2 separate regions of the Homo sapiens genome follow, and region 1 is linked to region 2. Evidence: read pairs that join two places in POLR2A ChIA-PET (ENCODE). Cell type or tissue: PC-9. All regions are shown on one strand. Links, peaks and the distances in the headings refer to the core of each region. The heading gives the core; the rest is flanking DNA. Region 1 has its middle 13 kb from the start of LINC01564. Region 2 has its middle 37 kb from the start of GCM1.

Region 1 (10,102 bases), core at 683-8,682, 500 kb after region 2:
AAATACATAAAAAACATATATAGAGGGGTGCAATTTTTGTTTTCTGTTTTTCTGCTTCGGGCTCCAATATGGCTCAGCGTGGCATCTCAATGGATTACAGTAATAAAAAGGAACGAACTCCTGAAGCATGCCACAGCATTGATAAATCTCAAATGCATTGTGTGAAGTACGAGAAGCCGACTCAAAAGGCAGCACTCTATATGATTCCATTTGACCTTCCAGAGTAGGAATAATGATAGGAATGACCTTCTAGAGTAGGAATAATGATAGGAACAGAATACAGATGTTTGGTTACCAGGGACTGGGGCAGGGGTTGTGGGAGTGGTACAGAAAGGATTGGCTACTTAGAGGAAGGGGAGGATTTTTGAGATAGATAGAACTGTTCGATATCTTGATTGTGATTGTGGTTACACAATTGTATGTTTTTGGAAAACCTCATAGGATTCTACATTAAGAAGAATCAGTATTTCTATTTCTCTGTAGGTACCGTCGTGAGCCTTAGATAATTTTATAGCAGGGTAGCATACACAAATTTTTGTTTGGAGAAGATTGCTTTGGCTATGTAAGAAACACAAATTGAGTCTAGGATAATAGCCCTTGTACAAATTGTTGACTCTCTGAAGTTCTCTTTTGTCCTTGGTTATTTTGGAGTTCTCCAATTTGCTCTACATTTATGGCCTATTATTTAGCTAACATCTTGTTTGTTTGGGGGGCCTAAATGTTCCTTGCAAGTAATAGGCCCAGGATGTTAACTGGTTTCTCCAGAATTGCCTAACTCCACTTGAGGCTGAGAGTTCAAGAGTCTCTTGAAAACACATGTTTTCTCAAGGTTGGGCTTAATCACCTTTTAATAAAATCTTGGCTTGGAGACAACCATGTTCAGGGTGCATGTCAGAGCAAAGGTTTCTAGTCTTTGGAGGTTTTCACCCACACCTCAATTATATTCTTCATTATCCTCTTGGCAAGCTGGCTAGATTTCTAAATCACATGGAGTTCCCCTAAGAGTTTGTATATCCTGAGATGTACACTTGGGAAGTGACTAACTTCCAAAAGTGACACTTCCCAAGTGACTGACAATAGTAAGCTTTTATTATTTTATGTTTCCATAGTCCATTTCACATATACATTATAGCTATCCTTTTATAAAGGATTTTGAAAGTTTAGAGTTGTAAGAAGCTTTAGCATCTTGCTACTCAAAATGTGGTCCACCAGTCAGCATCTGTATCACCTGAAAGCTTGGGAGAGACGCAGAATCTCTGGCCCGACACCAGGCCTACTAAGTCAGAATGCATATTAAAAACTCCCCGCCCCCAACCGATAATCTGCAGGCACATGAAAATTTGAGAAGCACTGATGTAGTTATTGTCTGACTTAATCACTTACCTGGGGCTTGCACAGCAACCCTGCAGAGCTCTCCCACAGCAACCCCGCAGAGTTGAAGTATGGTTAGTTTATTGTATTTTTGTACCTTACAATACTATATTATACAGTATTTGTATAATACAGTGCTTGTACAGTATAACATGAATATTGAAAAGATAATACATGGAACCTTTTGGTTATCATATTTATCATATAAATAAATGTGTTTAGCTGAAATTTGATAAGCACACAAAACATTCCTAGGGAACTGTTAAATATCATTTGCATTGCAAAGCTGAGAAAAGTATCTGCTTAGATATTTTCAGGCAGAGGATCATCTCAGAGTAACAAACAAGAGCAAAGATGTTTTGTGCAGCTGCTTTACCTTCTACCCTTGTGATATCCTGCAGCAAGGATGCCCCTGAGAGGGCAAATACTAATATTAAATCATACTGGTCAGTGATATTTTGGGGATGAATCCTGGGACTAACTCAGCATTCAAATGTACATAGTGTTTAGAATTTAGGAAGAATTTTTGATGTCTTCATGCTGAGTGACTAATTTATAAAAATGGTTTAAATTAGTCAAATTTAAGCAACATACTTATCTGATATTATCCCCGATTCTTAAAGTTTCAGGATTTCTTTTTTCATTTCTGCCTGCATTCATTTAGTTGTTTATATGATTCCCCTAAACTTTCTGCCAAATTGTATATTTACATTGAAGTCATCTTTCTAACCACAGTTCTTCAATTCCCTATTTAAACCATTGGGTTTAGAGGTGTTTGAGAATTCAGAACTTTTCAAAGTTAGAAGATCCTATTTATTATGTAATATCCCAAGTAGGGTCTGGGGCAGTACTCTTTAATCAAACATGAATATTTCTGCAACATATAAACAATTTACACTAAATCATATGAACGAAGACTTCAAATAGCCTCTCCTTGGGTCACATCAGGTTTTTGTCACAAAATCAGTTACATAAACTTTTCTGTTTTCATAGTTTTCTTTATTTTGTTTTTATATTTTGCAATTGTGGATTTAAAAAGATGGACCTGTGTACAATAACAATATGAGAAGAAATTTTAGAAGTTCTTTAGTTTACCTTTTTTCTCAAAGTAGTAGTAAGGACAGCAAAAATTAATGTGAATGGGTATTTATCCAAAACTAAAATTTTTCAGTATTCCATAACTTTCTCAATATTTAACAAATAATACAGTCATAATATCATGTGAGGCTGAGGCTATCCTTATATCTGCTCATGCCAATTCTCATCCCCTTTCTTTCTAAAAAATAAAGGCTAAACTAAAAATATTTGCTTCACCACAGTGTTGTGCAGCTGGAGGGGCCGTATGATTCAGGAGTATGATCCCATGAGATAGAAATAGAGGGTTTCTGTGAAAGCTTTTGGTTTCCTAACACAGGTCTCTCCCCTTCCCAACTCCCGCTTTCTTCTTCTCCCTGTCTTGAATACAGATGTAATACCTGGAGATGCAGCAGCTATCTTGCAACAAAGAAGTAATAAGCATTAAGACAAAAGCCTCACTCTAAGGGTGGTGGAGGTAAAAAAACAGAAACAGCAGCCTGTTGAACCTCCTTGGACTGCCCCAGACTTCTTGTTTCGTGGGGCAAACTTACTGTTTAAGCCACTGTTTTTGAGTTTCTGTTATTTGTAGCTAAACATATTCCTAAATGCTATAGTATGTCACTACCTTTTTTTTCTCATTTATTTAAATTTATTTATTTATAGACAGGGTCTCACTTTGTTGCCCAGGCTAGATTGCAGTGCACAGTCATAGCTCACTGTAGCCTCGACCTGCTGGGCTCAAGGGATCCTCCTGCCTCTGCCTCCCAAGTAGCTGGGACTACAGGAGCATGCCACCACACCCACCCAGCTAATTTTTTAAATTTTCAGTAGTGTTCCAAACTTGTGTGAGAGTGTAACCACCCAATAGTTTCTTCCTGCCCACTGCACAGACAAAATCAATCCACCAAGGCCAAGTCATTGCAATAAAATTTAATTGACACGAGGCCAGCCATGCCACGTGGGAGATGGAGTTATTACTCAAATCAATCTCCCTGAAAATTTGGAGGCTAGAGTTTTTCAAGGGTGGTTTGGGGAGCCAGGGAGTCTGCTTCTGGGTAGGGCCACAGGACTGGCTAGTGGGGTTTGGCAGGCCTGGGTGGAGACGTTGGTTCATTGGTCGTCAGAAATGCAGAAACCTGAAAAGACATCTCAAAAGGCCAATCTTAGGTTCTATAATAGTGATGTTATCGGCGGGAGTAATTAGGGGAGTTGCAATTTTTGAGACCTCCAGACTAATGGCTGGTAATCGTTTAAGTCTACACCTTAGCAGAATTCAGGCTCCTCTCATCCTAATAACCTGGTGGATGGATTAGCTTTCCTTAGCTTTACAAAGTGGTATAATTTTGGGGAAGCACTATTACCATTTAAACTCTAAACTAAATGTCTCCCAAAGTTATCTTGGCATAAGCCCAGGAATAATTAAGGCCAGTTTGGAGGTTAAAGGCTAGATGGGGGTTGGTTAGTTCAGATCTCATTCACTGTAATAATTTCCTGATTGTTATAATTTTTGCAAAAGTGATCTCAAGAGAAGAAAACTATGTATATGCATATGCATTTTTGTGTATATGAGTAAATATTTCTGTAGAGATGAACAAAAAGGTGATACCTAGCCTGGGCAGCAAAGTGAGACTCTGTCCAAATAAAAAAGTTAAAAATTAGCTGGTTGTGGTAGTGTGTACCTGCAGTCCCTGCTACTCAGGAGGCTGAGGCAATAGGATGGCTTGAGCCCAGGAGTGTGAGGCTGCAGTGAGCTATGATTGCACCGCTGCACTCCAGCCTGGGCAACAGGGAGAAACCCCATCTAAAAAAAAAAAAAGAAAGGTAGTATCATTGGTTGCCTTTGGGTAGAGAAAACAGGTGGCTGAGGATCAGAGCCAGGAGTGAGGCATGGCTTTTGTACATTTTAAATGTATTTTTAAAAATTAAATATATGTATCTTACTGTATGATTTAAATTATATACATTTCAAGAACAGACAAAATGAATTACGGTGATTGAGGTCAGAATACTATTAACTCTATGGGGAGATATTTACTGGAAAGTGGCATGAGGCGGTCTTCTCCAGCTAAGAGATCAGAGATATCCTCTATCTTGAATTAGATGGTGGTAACATAGGTACATGTATATGGAAAAAAAACATCAACTCCATACTACTATTTGTGCACTTGATGTACCTCAGTACAGTTTTAGAGCATATACTTTGAATAATAAGAAAGAAAATTAAGATAATTATTAATATTCTGTGGGCTTCTTGTTCACTATCATCTTAGTTCAAATTTCAACAATTTCCCTAATTTAAAGTTTTTTTAAAAGAGTTTTCATGTGAGAATGTGTATGTATACATATGAATGTCAATGCAGAGGAGATTTGTGGCCAATCTGTGGGTTATTTCCTATATAAAATAACCCTTCATTGACCTCACTTCATTGTCCAGTTATCACCCCAGTTTTTTACAGTCACGCTTTTTCAGCACTGCTGTGTGTAGGTGGGTATATGTGCCTAAACTCAGGACTAGTATACACCCAGGTATGAATAGATCAAGTCACATACTTAAGGATTTGATGTTGGAGTTTGCTTCTATAGCAAATGAATTTCTAAATATTAGCTCAGTGCAGCTTTGATGAGTGCACGATGAATCAGCAAAAGCTTAAATAAGGGAGTGTGCACCAATGACAAATTCCCTTTGCAAGGGAACTTTGATCTCTACTGGATGACTACCTGCTTCTGCTGTGCACTCGCTCTCTCCCTCTTTGCTTCTAGCATAACAAATACGTTCCCCTGCATTGAACGTGTTTTCCTAACAACAGTGGCGAGATGTGACAAGGAAACTTGTTTGGAGCAACGTCTGAGTCACAATAGAATTAGTATCAGGTACAAATGACCACAAAGTACAGGTGCTGAGTCACAGTGATTTGGGATTCTCTAGTAAAAAGGACATGTGGAGAACTTAACTTTTATTTCCTCTCTTTTGCTGGTGTAAGTTTGGAGGTATCGTCACACAATCACCTTTCATTCACTAACGCTCACATTTTAGGTGCTTTTCCTTCTTACATAATAAAATAGCAAAGCACATAGGCCTGGGGTCCCTGGGGAAAGCCAAGTCTGCCTGGCTGCCTTGAGAACTCTGGACTGGATTTGACATGGAGGAGTTGGGGATTGTTGCTCAGGGATCAGAACAGTGAAACTCAGGTTAATGAGTAAAGAGTGAGAATATGTGTTTGTATGTTTCTTAATCCCATCTACTAGGTGATTACAAAACTCATTCAAAGTTGAACACAGTAGAGGTATTTCAAGTTGCTTTAGAGAGAGAATTACACACACACAAAAAATCTTTAGGAGCCAGACAACCACTGTGGACACCAATAAGAGAGCTCCAACATTGGTGAGGTATAGACCCGTCAAAGTTGTTGGTAATAACAGCAAGGTCCATCTGGCAAGATTGGTCACCTGTGGTGGAAGTGGTGGTGACAGCAGGGATGCAACTGCAGCAATCAATGATGATGATCTCACTAGGGTGGGGAGGTGTTAAAGGCATCTTCACAGCAGCACAGTGCCCAGAATGCCAAAGAGCAGCAGGATGGATCCAGCATCCTCTCCTGATAAAAGAGGGCTAGAAGACGGGAGGCTCCGGGAAGTCTACTGGGTGAGTATTAGTCCACTCTCACATTGCTATCAAGAAATACCTGATACTGGGTAATTTATAGAGAAAAAAGGTTTAATTGACTCACGGTTCTGCAAGCTGTCCAGGAAGCATAGCGGCTTCTGACTCTGGGGTGGCCTCAGGAAGCTTCCAATCATGGAAGAAGGCAAAGTAGGGGCAGGTATCTCACATGGCAGTAGCAGGAGGAAGAGAGCGAGGGGGAGGTGCCACACACTCTTTAACTACCAGATCTGACAGATAACTCATTGTTCCAAGGGCAGGACAAAGGGGATGCTGCTAAACCATTCATGAGAAATCTGCCCGCATGATCCAATCACCTCCCACCAGGCTCCACCTCCAACACCGGATATTACAATTCAACACAAAATTTGGACAGGAACACAGATCCAAACTATATCAGGGTGGAGCCCTACATCTAATGTTTCTTGCCCTTGCTCTTGGTAGCTAGTGTCTCATTGGACTCTAGTGTCTGCTTGTTCTATTGGATCAGGAGCTCCTTGAGGGGAGGAGCCATATTAAATTCATCTCTGTACCCCTAGTGTTTAGCAGTGTTTTATTGAGTTAGTAAATAAATCCATCTCTATTCTTTATCAAAACTCTGAGCTGTGATGAAAAAGTCACTGTCTCCACCTGTGCTTTGGATCTGTCAGTAGGGCCTTTGCTTCTACAGTAACATCATCCTACACAGAGTAAACACCTACTGAGTGCTGATTATGCCTGCTGTGGTTACTACAATCTCTTAAGTTTGCCTTTAAGCTTTGTATGTAAAATTTTTAATTGCTTTGCTATTTTAATCTGATCACATTCCCCTGGTTCCTCCCTTTTAACTTTAAGCATATGCAATGTGCCCGTTTGCACAACAGTCTGAAGTTTTATTTCTATGATTCCTCCTTTTCTGCACAAATGTTCATGTTTCTCATACTTCCTATTACTTCTGAACATTTTCCTAATGACAGAAGTCATAGAAGCACTCCTTAAAAGTTGATTTTTTGTTTGTTTGTTTGTTTGTTTGTTTTGAGACATTCTGCCACCCAGGTTGGAGTGCAGTGGCATGATCATGGCTCACTGCAGCCTCGACCTCCTGGGCTCAGGTGATCCTCCCACCGAAGCCTCCTGAGTAGCCGGGACTACAGGCACCTGCCACCACACCCAGCTATTTTTTGTATTTTTTGTAGAGATGAGGTTTCACTATGTTGCCAAGGCTGGTCTAGAGCTTCTGGGCTCAAGCAATCTGCCCACCTCAGCCTCCCAAAATGTTAGAATTATAAGCAAGAGCCACTGTACCCAGCCGAGAGCTGATTTTATATTAATATCTACAGCTCTGGTTAGACACAGTCTCAGGGAATTTGTGGCCAGTCTGTAGTGTTGTCTCCTTACTTAAAAAATACTCCTTCCTTGACCTCACTTCAGTGTCTAATTATAATTTCATTTTCTACATCTATCCATGAAAAAAATGTATAGAGTGGGGGGAAATCTACCTTTCCACCTCCATTTCCTCATCATCCACTTCCACCTGAACTTGCTGCCACCTGACTTCAGCTTCACCACCTGTGAACACATCACTTTCTCTAAAGCCTCCCACGCTTTCCTTCTGACCTTGAGCCAGTGGGCTGTTTTCATACTTCTCTTTCATAGTTACTTAGTTGCGTTAACATTGTCAAAAAGTAAAACAAAACTCCCAAGCCTAAAGCCTCCCCTGCTTTGAGACAGTCTCCCCATCCTGACACCTGTGACCCTGAGTTCATCTGCATTATTCCAACCCATCTGGTGAATGAGTTAATGCTGATTTTTGATCATCCAACATGGTGTCAGCCTCCTTCAGCCTTCCAAGGTGAGCCTATGAATTTCCTCCCTTCTAAGTCCACATACGTTTGTTTCCTCCCACTCTGCATCTTTACCCCATTCATGGCACTCTTAACTCCACATAGCCCCTTAGTTTTCTAAACCCATTTAAAACCTTACACCATCAAGGAGAAGCATAGCTTCTTAAACTTTCCCTACTGTAATGGCTTCTCAGGGTTTGTGTGAACAGTGGGGGTTTTTAATTTTTTGGTATAATACTAATTTATCAACACATGTATACTTCTTGGTGAATATGCTTAAGGTTATTTTTTTCATGAGTGTATATTGCTCCCCGAGATCCTTTCTTGCATTTGGGTTTTTTCCAAAATGCTTAATATGGTCCTCCATATGCAGAGGACACTAGCTAAATATTGGTTAAAGTGGGTAACAATTAAAAATGTAATACTCCTGCCAGCTGAGTAAATACTTAACTTGCTTAATATGACCGTGACAATTTGTCCAGACACTGCCATTTCCTGCTTTCAGGGCACTGTTGTCTGTTGCTAACTTATTGCTCCTCTGGGTCTCCTTTTCCTACCTGGTTCAGATGTAGAATGTGGGGCTTACAAAGTTAGAGGAGGACATTTTCTTATGGGTTTTGTTACCTATACCAGTAAGTTAGAAGGAAAAACTCACTAAGGAAAAACCAAACCTAACCATTTTTTACACAGCCAACACAGAGCATTTCACCTCTAGTCTCCAAAATATATAGGGATTTCTCCCCACCAGCAACCAATAAATTCCCTAGCAGATATCAGCTATGTGTACTATAATTTAATTCAATTCTGACACTATCTATCTGGAGATAGCATCAGATCCCACAGAATAAGGGTTCTACCCCACAGGACTGCCCCCACTTCAGAGGCCGATCACGAGTTACAGGTTGTCACCTCTGCTTCTGCTGATCAGCTATAAGTCAAGATTCCCACTACTGTCTCCTTGGGTTCAATTAATTTGCTAGGATGACTTACACAACTCAGAGGAACACCTATTTTTGTTTACTGGTTTATTATAAAGGATACTAAAAAAGATACAGATGAACAGCCAGGAGGAAGAGATGCATAGGCAAGGCATGTGGGAAGGGGCATGGAGCTTCCATGCCCTCTCTGCATGTGCCACCCTCCAGGACTTTCCACACGTTCAGCTATCCAGAAGCTCCTGAACCTGGTCATTTTGAGTTTTTATGAAGGCTTCATCATGTAGGCATGATTGATTAAGTCATGAGCCATTGGTCAGCCCCTGTTTCTTCCCTGGAGGTGAAGGTTGATTGGTGGGACTTTAAGTCCCAACCGTCTAATCATGCCTTGGTCTTTCTGGTGACCAGCCCCCATACGGAAGCTACTTAGGGGTCCCTAGGCATCAGTAATCTCCACAGCATATCAAAGACACTCATCACTTTGGAGATTCCCAAGGGTTTTAGAAGCTGTATGTCAAGAAACAGGAGCAAGCCCAAATACATATTTCATAATATCATAACCATGTGACAACTTATCATAAAGACCAGGTACTCACTTACCAGACTGAATGCCTGTAAGAGTTGATGAAGTTTACTTGAGCGGAGAAGGAACTGATGGAAGCCTCTCGTGCCAGACAGGTTGAAGTTCAGGTTTGCCATACTCTAGTAGTATGATTTTGGCAAAGTTACTTAACTTCTCTGTGCCTCAGTTTCTTGTGCCAATGAAAGGAGATTGAGAAAGTGAATGGGGCAAAATACTAACATTTGATGAATCTGGGTAAAGGGTATACAGGCTTCTATCTACTATTTTTGTAACTTTTCTATAAATTTGAAATTATTTCAAAATAAAAAGTAAAAAAAATACTCTTGTGACTTGGAGACTCAATTTTTCCATTTGCAAGATAGTTGAGTTTTCACATATAGTCTTAAAGAATGATGCTAACATTTTCCGAGTGGCAAACTGGGACATTTTGTCTGAGGAATCTCTTTAAATTTTTTAAAGATAAAAGTCTTTCAAAGATTATAAGTTAAAGCACATTAATAAACAGACTTTTTAAAGAAGACTAAAATATATGACAAGAAATAAAAATGTAATAAACTACCTTTATTGGTTAATAAAAGACTTGAATTTTAAAGTCAGCAGTATATTGATCCACTAGTATTGTTTGAAGAACTCAGTTTGCTCAATAACGAAT
Region 2 (10,102 bases), core at 1,171-9,170:
TTAAATCAATGGCTGGGCTTGATCCATTGGTAGTGGTTGTCTGAAGTGCTGGTTAAGAAATATTCTGCTGCTGAGTCAACTCAGTAGGGATGCGTGCCATGGCTGACTGATCAGCGATGCCTGCTCTGGGCACAGGATTGGGAAGCAGAGGCAAGTATGCCAAATAGTTACCCTGTGTTCCTCACCCACCAGCGGATGAGACTGCCCTTAATACAGGAAAGAATTTGCAAGTCTAGAGTAGCACTCAGGCTTTGGGTAGCTTAGGGGAAATAAATGAAAGGTAGTGATGCGCCAAAGACTGATGCAAATAGGAAGGTTTGGGAGATTGTGGGAAATCTTGATAGTATGTAGGCAAATTTCAATGATTTCCTAACCCTACCCAGGAGCAGCCCCACAACAGTAGTCAAAAGGGCCTGAGCAATTGCCTCTAAGAGCCAAGAGAAAATTCTGAATATTGGGAAACCCTAAGTCAGTCCACAGAGCCTGAGTTAAAGTGCAGGAGGAGATGGGAAGCACAACAGAGTATAAGGTAAAATTAAAGCAAATGCCCAACCTTGTCTTTGGAAACATTCGATTAAGAAGCAGTAGCTTGGGCCGGGCGCGATGGCTCACACCTATAATCCCAGCACTTTAGGCCGAGGCTGGTGGATCACCTGAGGTCAAGAGTTAGAAACCAGCCTGGCCAACATGGTGAAATCCCGTCTCTACTAAAAAATAAAAAAATTAGCTGGGTGTGGTGGCGCATACCTGTAATCCCAGCAACTTGGGAGGCTGACGCAGGAGAATCGCTTGAACCTGGGAGGCAGAGGTTGCAGTGAGCCAAGATCATGTCATTGCACTCCAACCTGGGCAACAAGAGCGAAACTCCATCTCAAAAAAACAAACAAACAAACAGAAAAACACTAGCTTGGAAACAGCCAAAATGGTCGAGAGCAAGAAAGCCTTAAATGTCCCACAAAGTAATGCTCCTTCCAAAAATCTAATGGCCTTCCTGTAATTGCTGAATGACGTCTCAATACATCTGTTTTGAGAGCTCTAATCTTGAGCAGAATTGAGTAAGAAAAAGTACAGCCTGTTTCTTTCTTAATGATAGAGTAGAAAAGATGACCTTTATAGAGGTCATGGAGATTATAAATAGCAAATTCCTATTCCTAGCCCTGCGTGCCCCCTGCCCCAACTCAACAAGAAATAGCAGCATTTGAAGCAGACCTTCTGAGTTAGGAAAAATAATCCTGAAGAACTTGAAGAGTCAGGAGAAAAGTAAAGATCAAGAGCCTTAACTTTAAGAAAGAACAAGTTTTGGAACAGGCTCTTCTTCTCCTACCAAGACTGTCATTAAGCAGGTTTCTCTTGACGTGAGAACAGCTGCTCATGTGGCCACTTTGTTGCTTGTACCCTGAGGGCCAGCTGCATGAAGGGGCATGGTACAGCTCTCCCCCTAATCTTTTTAAGTTTTTTTTTTTTTTTGTAAATCTTTTTAATTTTGGTACCATTCCTACTGAAGTCTTTCTGAGACAGCCAATATTCTTTTGTCTTTTCTTCCTACATTTTCCAATGGCACAGCAGACTGGGAAGCACCTGTGAGTTTTTCACATTTTTTGGCAAACATTAATATATCAATTCTGGCAAATGCAGAGAGGCATTAAAAGAAATTTGGAATTGCCCATAAACTTACCATCAGAGATAACCACTGTTTACTTTCACTAGCTTAGTATATATCATTGACTAATGGGTGCCCCGGTCATCCTTCTCCATACGTGCTGTGGGACATTGGTATGTTAGGAAGGGGTTCTTAGTGTCTCCTTGCCACTTTCTCACCAGGAGCAGTACTGGCAGGGTTTAGGATGGGGGAGGCAGAGGAAGGGGACAAAAACGGTGATCACTACAATGCTGAGAAGTGGGGGAATGGAAAGTATTTGTGAGCATGGTGTAAATTTAATGCATTATGCTTATAGATGTGGCAACACTAATGGTTGAATGGGGGAATAATTTGGTGACAGTCTTCTCTGATGCATTCTGGCAGGTGGAGAAGTATTTCACTGTTTGAGAAACATTGTTTTTCACGGTTTAAGAAACATCTTTCAAAGCCTAATTTCTTTACTCCTCAGGTGTCAAGACCTTTGTTTACACCAGATCAATTGTGCAAAGTTCCCTGCAACCTAGAAATGAAGCAATTATTTCAAATCTATTTATGGGACACAGAGGACACACAGTGAGATTTTGCTGATAGTGCCTTTAAATCTGAACCTTGGGTCCCACCCCTCTGCCAGGCCACGTTTGTCTAGGTAGGCAGTGACTGCCCAATTTACCTGGATTGGTAGGGGTGATGGGGGAATACAGAGGAAGAAAGACTCATTAGATGCTGTTCTAAGATTAGCTCTAGTTCCTGATCATTGGAACAGTCTTTGGAATTCTCTGCTCAGTCCTGGGAAGATGTTGTCAAGGGGATAATTGTCAGAATGGTGCAAACACTGCAGGAGAAACAGTAGATACACTCACCAAAAAGATAAGGAGGTGTTTTCTGGAAAGATGGCCCCTTTGCAATTAGTGACTATTCAAAATTAAAACTACCTCCTTTCAGTTACCCAAGTAACTGCCATTCATAAATGCCTGAGTTGTGGTTGCATTTACCCGTGTGCAGAGAAACTGACCACAAGACTTTCAGGACTCAGAGGACTGAATTGAGGGGTGGCTGCCTCTCAATGAGGAGTCAGAGGAGCAGGGTGTCTTCCTCAGGACTCACCAGGAACAATAGGACCCATGTGATGAGATTGGGCCCACCTGGACAATCCGGGCTAGCCTTCCCATCTGAAGGTCCTCAATGTAATCACATCTATAAAGTCTCTTCTGCCACGTAAGGTTTTGTCACAGGTTCTAGTGGTTAGGATGTGGACATCTTTGAGGGACCATCATTCTGCCTACCATAGCCATGACTTCCTGGGTATAGCAACACTGCTCAAACTCTATGCCTCCACTTCTAGGGATCTGGACACAGGTCATGAGCTCAGAGTTTTTAGAAGATGGTGTCACTAGGGTAGGTATTAATATTAACCTCAGCACAATACCAGCAGTTTGGCACCCATGATTATCCCAGCAAGCTTCAGACATCTAGTCTTCCTTCAGGCATCTGTAGACATTTGCATTTTGGCACTTCCATCAGCTCCCAAACCCTTTCCTCTGGCTGGCTCAGAAATACCTAGCGCCATGCTTGACCCTCTGGTAGGGAGGTCTAAAGAAAGGTCCACCCCCATTTTATCCCTTCCCCTCACTTTCCACCACAGATAACAACCCAGATGGATGCAGCTGGTGTGTCTTCCTGTTGACAAACACCATGGGGAGTGAGTTGTGCCAATTCTCTTGCCACATCCACGTTATGTCTCCCCTGACTCCTCTGTAACTCCCTCCCTCCAATTCTCTCCTCATGACAAAAAACCTGGGACTGCAGACTGGCTTATGAAAAATGTGGATAACAATGTGCAAACAGATGGGTGTGGTGGTTTATGCCTGTAATCCCAGCACTCTGGGAGGCCAAGGTGGGCAGATCACTGGAGCCTAGGAGTTTGAAACCAGCCTGGGCAACATAGCGAAACACTGTCTGTACAAAAAATACAAAAATTAGCTGGCCACAGTGATGCCCACCTATAGTCCCAGCTACTCAGGAGGCCAAGGTGAGAAGATTGCTTCAGCCCAGGAGGTTGAAGTGGCAGTGAGTGGTGATCACACCATTACACTCCAGCCCGAGTGACAGAGCAAGACTCTGTCTCAAAAATAAAATAAATAATGTGCAAACACTCACACAGCATTTTCTATGTGCTAAGTGCATTATTCACATTAACTCATTGAATCATTGCAGCATCCCTGTAAAGTGGGTGTTATCACCTTTTCTTAAAAGTGAGGAAACTAAGGCACAGAGATATTTAGTAACTTACCCAATGAGTGGTTATGATGGGATTCACATCTAGGTAGGCTGGCTCCAGAGCCTACACTCTGTCCCCAATGCTAGCGTGCCTCTAGACAAATATAGATCCAATGATAATATTCAGACCATCACTGGGAGGTGAAGTGCTTTCTCCTACCTTCCTAGATGTATTTGCAGTTTTAAAAAGCACAGAGAGTGATGCTATGTGTCACACGAGTACACCCTGCCCAAGGGAGATGGATTCAGACTGGGAGCCCATGGGTAAAGGTTTGTTCTGGTTCTGCCATTTTGCTGGCTGAATGATTGTAGACAAATAATAGATCATCTCTGAGTCTCAATTTCTTTATCTGCAGAACGAGGATGACAGTCACAATACCAAGCTCACAAGGTTCTGGTGGGGAATGACATTCCTGATCTCATTGGATAAAAGTGTTAAAGTATTATTCACTACCTAGAGCTAAGGTCATTTGTTTTCTTTTTGTTGAGACAGAGTCTCACTCTGTCACCTAGTCTGGAGTGCAGTGGTGTGATCACATCTCACTGCAGCCTTGACCTAGCTAAGGTAGTATTCTTATTAGAGCATGGGATTCAAGCTTGTTGAGCATGAATCTGAGACAGAGAGCTTGTTGGCCCTCCAAGCACAGCACTGGGCAGCCTCTGTTCCTTCTGCATATAAGGCCACCTCTTTATTTTCATTCACTGCCACTGACTGGGTCAGGACCTCACCACCTCTAGCTTGAACCTATAAAACAGTTTCCTATCAGATATTCTTCCTGTACTCTCGCCCCTTCCCAATCAAAACGCTGGCATCAGGTTAGTCTGAGGCACAACCTTCCTCTGTTATCCACAAGTTGTGACCTTCTAAACTTTCTACAGCCTGCTGTCTCTGGCAAGGGTGATGAACTCAAACACCTGTGAAGGTCCAGAGGACACCACAAGTGAGTGAGGTGGACCAGGTGTGCAGGCAGTGGCAAGCCAGACCCTGTGTCTCTTGCCTGAAAGGGAAGCGGCTACTCAGCTTCCGTTCGAAGATTCTCTATAAGGCCTGACCTTCCTATTTTTAAAGAGAAGCTGGAAATCCATGTTGTTTGTGAAATGTTGTATGCTTAACCAAACTCAAGTTTAAAAGGAAAAAAATAAAAACACGATACAGGTCAAACAAAAGCCATCTGCAGGATGAGTGGAATCGGCCAATTTTTGACCCTTGGTATGCAGGTTAAAGCCCAAATAATAAACTTTGCATTCTAGGTCTGTACAGGTTTGACACTAACCTACCTTTCCAGCTCGCCTCCTGCTCCTCCTCCAGGTCTGCTCCTAGCCAAGAATAGTTCTGGTTCCCAGGACACCCAAAGCCCCTCCCTACCCCTGCCCCTTTGCTCTGCTGGCATCTGGAATGCTCTTTCTCTCACCTTCCCCACCCTCCAGCTCCTCCTGGAAGTTCTACTATTCCTCCTGGAGGCTTTCCACAGTTTAACTCCAGCCAATGAATGATTAAATAATTACACACAATCTACTCCCCCTGGGCCTCCAGGGCACTCTCAAAGAGCTCTGTTTCACCTGTGTTTACTTTCTACCACATCCTGGCCAGTGCCACACCTCAGAAGGCTTCAGAGAAAAATTGTGACTAACTGACTTGTGTCACTTCTCTCCTACTAAATCATAAGCAAGTTGTCTGCAGAGCCCCCCACTGCCAGCTCCTTGCCCCAGCTCCTCCCACCACCACCATGACCCAGGACAGCGCCTTATAGGTCCCAGATGACTGTCAAGGCTTCTTGAAAGCTTTGGCTCTAAGGGATTAAACTGGAAGACTGCAGCTGATTAACTCACTAGGTTTAAATTAAGTTCTTGGGCTTGCTGCAAGCAGAGCAAAACTCTCCCGTCTCTCTGCAGCCCCTTCTCAGGCCTCTGCTCTCTTTGTGGGCATGGCCAGTGTCTCTTAGCTGCATCCTGGGTCACTCAAGGTCTCAGGGTAGGAGAGCTGGATGTACAAATCACACCCTCATCCTCCTGGGGGAGTGGATCCAGGTGCTGGTGGAGGGATGCCAGCATCACCTGGAAGCAGAAAGTTATGCCCTGAGGGAGCTGTCCCTTGTTTGACTAATCCAAATTAATACCACTATTATTGTCTTACAGTGTTAGGGCCATGAGAGGCCATATAGCCATTTAGACTGAAGGAGGAAACCGAGACCCAGAGAAGCATGATTTGCCCAAAGACAGGGTAAGGGTGAACTCTAGATAGGATCCAGGACATCTAACTCCAACTCTGGAGACTTTTTTCCACTAAGCCAAAGATTTGCTGCTATCATTTGAAGTGTTCTGATAAAAACACAAGTGAGATATCTCAAGACTACATTTTTCAGACACTCCATCTCACAGCTGTGCAAAAATGGGCTGCCGATTTGTTTTTGTCCTTTCTGCTTCTGTGAATGTGGCATTTGGAGTGTGACATTTGCTGCTCCAGCCACTTCTGATCTCAGTGTAATTTCCTTAGCTTAGGAAGATGCGTGGTATGTGTCTGTGTGCTTGTCCCTACATTTCAAACTCCCTGGAGAACATGTGTCGCAGAAGTAGACAAAATGAGAAAATAATCACTGGTAGTTTGCTGCAATGTCTCTTGGTCTGTTCTCTTTCTCAACCTTCCTAAGTTTGTAGTTGGGACAGACTTCTGCAACAAAGGACAGATTAACAAGAGAACAGTCCAGCTTATCAACACGTACAGGACACATCGCGTGGGAGAAACCTCAGTGAAGAGTTAACTCAAGGCAGTGTTTACGAGTCTGCCATATATAGTATGTCTAATAAAGAACAATAAATTTCAGAGAAGTGACAAGACAAAGGAAAGTAGTCCTGGACTTCCAAAAATGGGAAGCTATGGGAAGGTAAATATATGGGCAAACACTAATGGAGTAAAGTCTGCTCACAGGTCCCTCTGGCACCATCTCTGAGCTGATCAAGGGTTGTCTCCAGTAATGAAGAATGTACATCTTATCTTTAGGTAAGAAAAGAGACAGGGAGGATAAAAAACCTTTTGTCTCTGTAAATCTCTGTCCTGCTTTTAGGCAAGCAAAGGGAAGACACAGAGCTCCCCTGCATCTTAATTATCTTCAGCTCAACAATCCTCTTATTTTGAGGAGGCATATTCTGGTCTCCCACAGTTGCCATATTTCCCTGGGAACATTCAAACGAGGAATAGCTGCCATGAAAGTCAAGAAAAGACATTTTGGGAGCCTCTCCAAACCTATTCTGGGTCAGAGGCTGCCTGGTTTAAGAAAAAAGGGAGAGAGAAAAAAGGAAAAGATAGTTTACACTTACACTACTTTTTCAAAATAAGAGATTATTCTGTTTATTCTCATGCCCATGATGGGAATCTCTGCTGAAGAGTAAGTCAATGGAGGAAGGCATCTATTGAAGCGCTAAGACAAGATCATTACCTTCATTTTACAGATAAGGAAACTGAGGCTCAGGGCAACTCAAACTAAGCACCTACTATGTGCAGGTTGTGTTTTAAGGACTCTATATTTATTTACCCAGTTAAGATTTACAGTAACACTATGAGGCTAGTGCTAGTATCATCACTCCCATTGTACAAGTGATAAACTGTGGTTCAGAAAGAACTAATATTCCCAGGAGCATTTAGTTCATAGCTTGACAAAGCCAGGATTTGGACCCAGGTGGTTGTACTCAAAGCTGATGTTCAAAATCATTCATCTGTTAATTTTTAGTCAAATGAATGGGCCAGGCACTGTGCTAGGTTCTGCAGATACAAAAGTGAGTGAAATAGACACAGTTCCTGCCTTCAAAGTGCCTCCAGCCTAGCAGGAAAGAGACTGTCAATAAATTATATAAAACTGAAAGGGATCAGAGTGTATTGCCTTAGTAAAAGGATTGTTTTGAGCTGAAGGCAACTGGGAAAGAGCAGACTGCAGAAAGGCTCTCTACTTTTCCCTATTTGCTTAAAAGCAGGGCATATATTTTTCTTTGTGAAGGTGTTCCCCTTCCCTCTCTCATACCAGGAAAGGCAGAATAACTCTTAGTCACCAGAGATAACTCTAGACTCTTTTCATCCCAAAGATGACCCCAAAAGGAATCTATAACACAAACCCTACTAAAATAACACTTACCTTCCATTAGCTTCCCCATATATTTACCTTCTCACAACTTCCTGCCTCTAGAAGCTCAACTGCCTTTTCATTTGTCTTGTTAGTTCTCCAGAAATTCATCGCCCTTTGTTAAAATGGTATATACACCTCCAACTCTGACTATGTCTTTGGGATTTTCATTTCATTTCTCTGAGGTACCTTACATGCCCATGAAATAAACTTTTTTCTCCTGTAATTATGGCTTTTGTCAATTTAATTTCCAGGGCCACAGCTGCAGAATTGAAAAGCATAGAGAAAAAAGTTTTTTCCCTCCCCTACAAAATCTCCTGGCACTTAATCCTATGCCCTTTCTAGTTCATGATGTTGATATCACACTCCTGAGTCAGCAGTGAATGACATTTCCGAGATTGTTTGTTCCATCCTCAATCCTCATGTGCTCCTTTTACCCAAACCTGACCTTCTCACCACTCTGTCTGCCTTCCTAAATGGGCTTTATTTTGTGAGGTGAGGCTTGAGATCTCAGTCTTCATGGCCAGCATTTTGTAGGTTTCTTGGCAGCATCTTTCAGAGTCAGTAGCCCAAAGCAAGCTGTGGCCCACATCTCATCAACATTGTGATGATGTGGCCCAGCCAAGGGAAACCAGAAGCCAGAGAGAGAGAGACAGGTTCAAATTGTGTTTTGTTTACAATTTCTTAGTGACACAAACAATGCCAAGCTTTGATGGTTTCTAAGAAATGGCAAGCATTTCTATGAAAGCTATCATTTAAAGTCAGCCGTTGACCTCTGCTCATGCAAAGCATGTTTCCACATCTAGGCCCAGATTTCTTTACCTCAGCCCAGAGTGCCATGTCTCTATCCTAAGCCCTGGCGCCTTCTGCTACTACAGAAGCAATAAAATCCAGCCAGAGATACCACAACTCTAGTAGATTAAACAGGCAGAGGGAGACAGAGTGACAACTGATATGCAAATGTATGTGTTTATTGGAACCTTGGGGATACCACGGAATGTAAAGAATTCTTATTTCCAAGTATTACAGAGGGGGCTTTGCTGGGCCCTAATGGTGGGACCTAGGTAAGTGTCACTGGATGTTGTGAGCACATACCTGGCCACAGTGTCTGAGTCCCTAAGCACTGTGTGACAGGTGTAACCCAGGTGTGCCTCAGGCTTACCTGCTTGAATGTCAGTTACAGTTAGTCACTTGGTAGTTACCCTGAAGTCTACTCCACCTGCTATGTAGCAGTCCATCTTTTTTCGGCTTCTTGAGCCAGGGAGCCCTGCAGTTGGTCAGGAGCTCTACAAGAGTGAAATCAAATCCTTCCATGGCTAGGATAAAGGTGTGTACAAATATGAATGAGGGACTTGAGAAGGGTGGGGGAGGATTGCAGGAAGTGAGGCTATAAGGAGGAAGAGTGGGGATCCTAGGGGGAAAACTCCATGACTGCTAAGGAGTATGGTGGAAAGGCCAGACTCAGCACCGAGACCCAGATCCTCAAAGAAACTCTGAGGGCAGCACACCCCAGACACCACTCTTGCCACAGACTTGGGTCTTCCGGCCCAAGCATCTCTGCAGTGGGACTCCCCTGGGAACAGTTGTGTGTGAAAAGGAGAGGGTCTGCCCCTATTCTAGGAGAGATTGCTGAGTACTGGTGACTAGGAGCAGGTGGTGAGGTAGCCAAGTGCTGATGCTTTACACCCTAATGGTGTCAGAGCAATTGTTGGAGGTATGCACTTCTCCTTTACGCATGAGCAATTCCTCCCCCTTCCAAAGGTTTTGGACATCATTGAGCTTTGAGGGAACGTCAGCTTTGAACACAACTACCTGGGTCCAAATCCTGGCTTTGTCAAACTGTGAACTAAATGCTCCTGGGAATATTAGTTCTTTCTGAGCCACAGTTTATCACTTGTACAATGGGAGTGATGATACTAGCACTAGCCTCATAGTGTTACTGTAAATCTTAACTGGGTTAATGAATATACAGTCCTTAAAACAGAACCTGGCATGTAGTAGATGCTTAGTAAATGTGAACCACTAGCTAGAAAATAAGCAGGGCCAGTGTGATGGAGTGCCCATAAAGCACCCC

What was found. ChIA-PET counts read pairs that join two places held together with the same protein. Peaks named below come from ENCODE experiments on the same cell type or tissue, not always from the same donor. Only the 100,000 strongest peaks of a DNase experiment are listed, where the experiment ranks them.
Region 1: POLR2A ChIA-PET joins it to region 2 with 11 read pairs; 2 of 35 experiments call an interaction of 5 or more read pairs at or near these places.

The regions. Positions count from the first base shown.
Region 1 is chr6:53,610,710-53,620,811 of GRCh38, forward strand. No RefSeq gene overlaps it. Among named protein-coding and RNA genes, the nearest start is that of LINC01564, 13 kb to the right of the region's middle. RefSeq lists an enhancer at 4,702-5,901. In PC-9, for the core only: no CTCF peak of the experiment used is centred there; DNase peaks (open chromatin) are centred at 872, 5,192, 5,832 and 6,432; H3K4me3 peaks cover 5,608 bases; H3K27ac peaks cover 8,000 bases.
Region 2 is chr6:53,107,191-53,117,292 of GRCh38, forward strand. No RefSeq gene overlaps it. Among named protein-coding and RNA genes, the nearest start is that of GCM1, 37 kb to the right of the region's middle. In PC-9, for the core only: no CTCF peak of the experiment used is centred there; DNase peaks (open chromatin) are centred at 5,391 and 5,981; H3K4me3 peaks cover 1,075 bases; H3K27ac peaks cover 3,291 bases.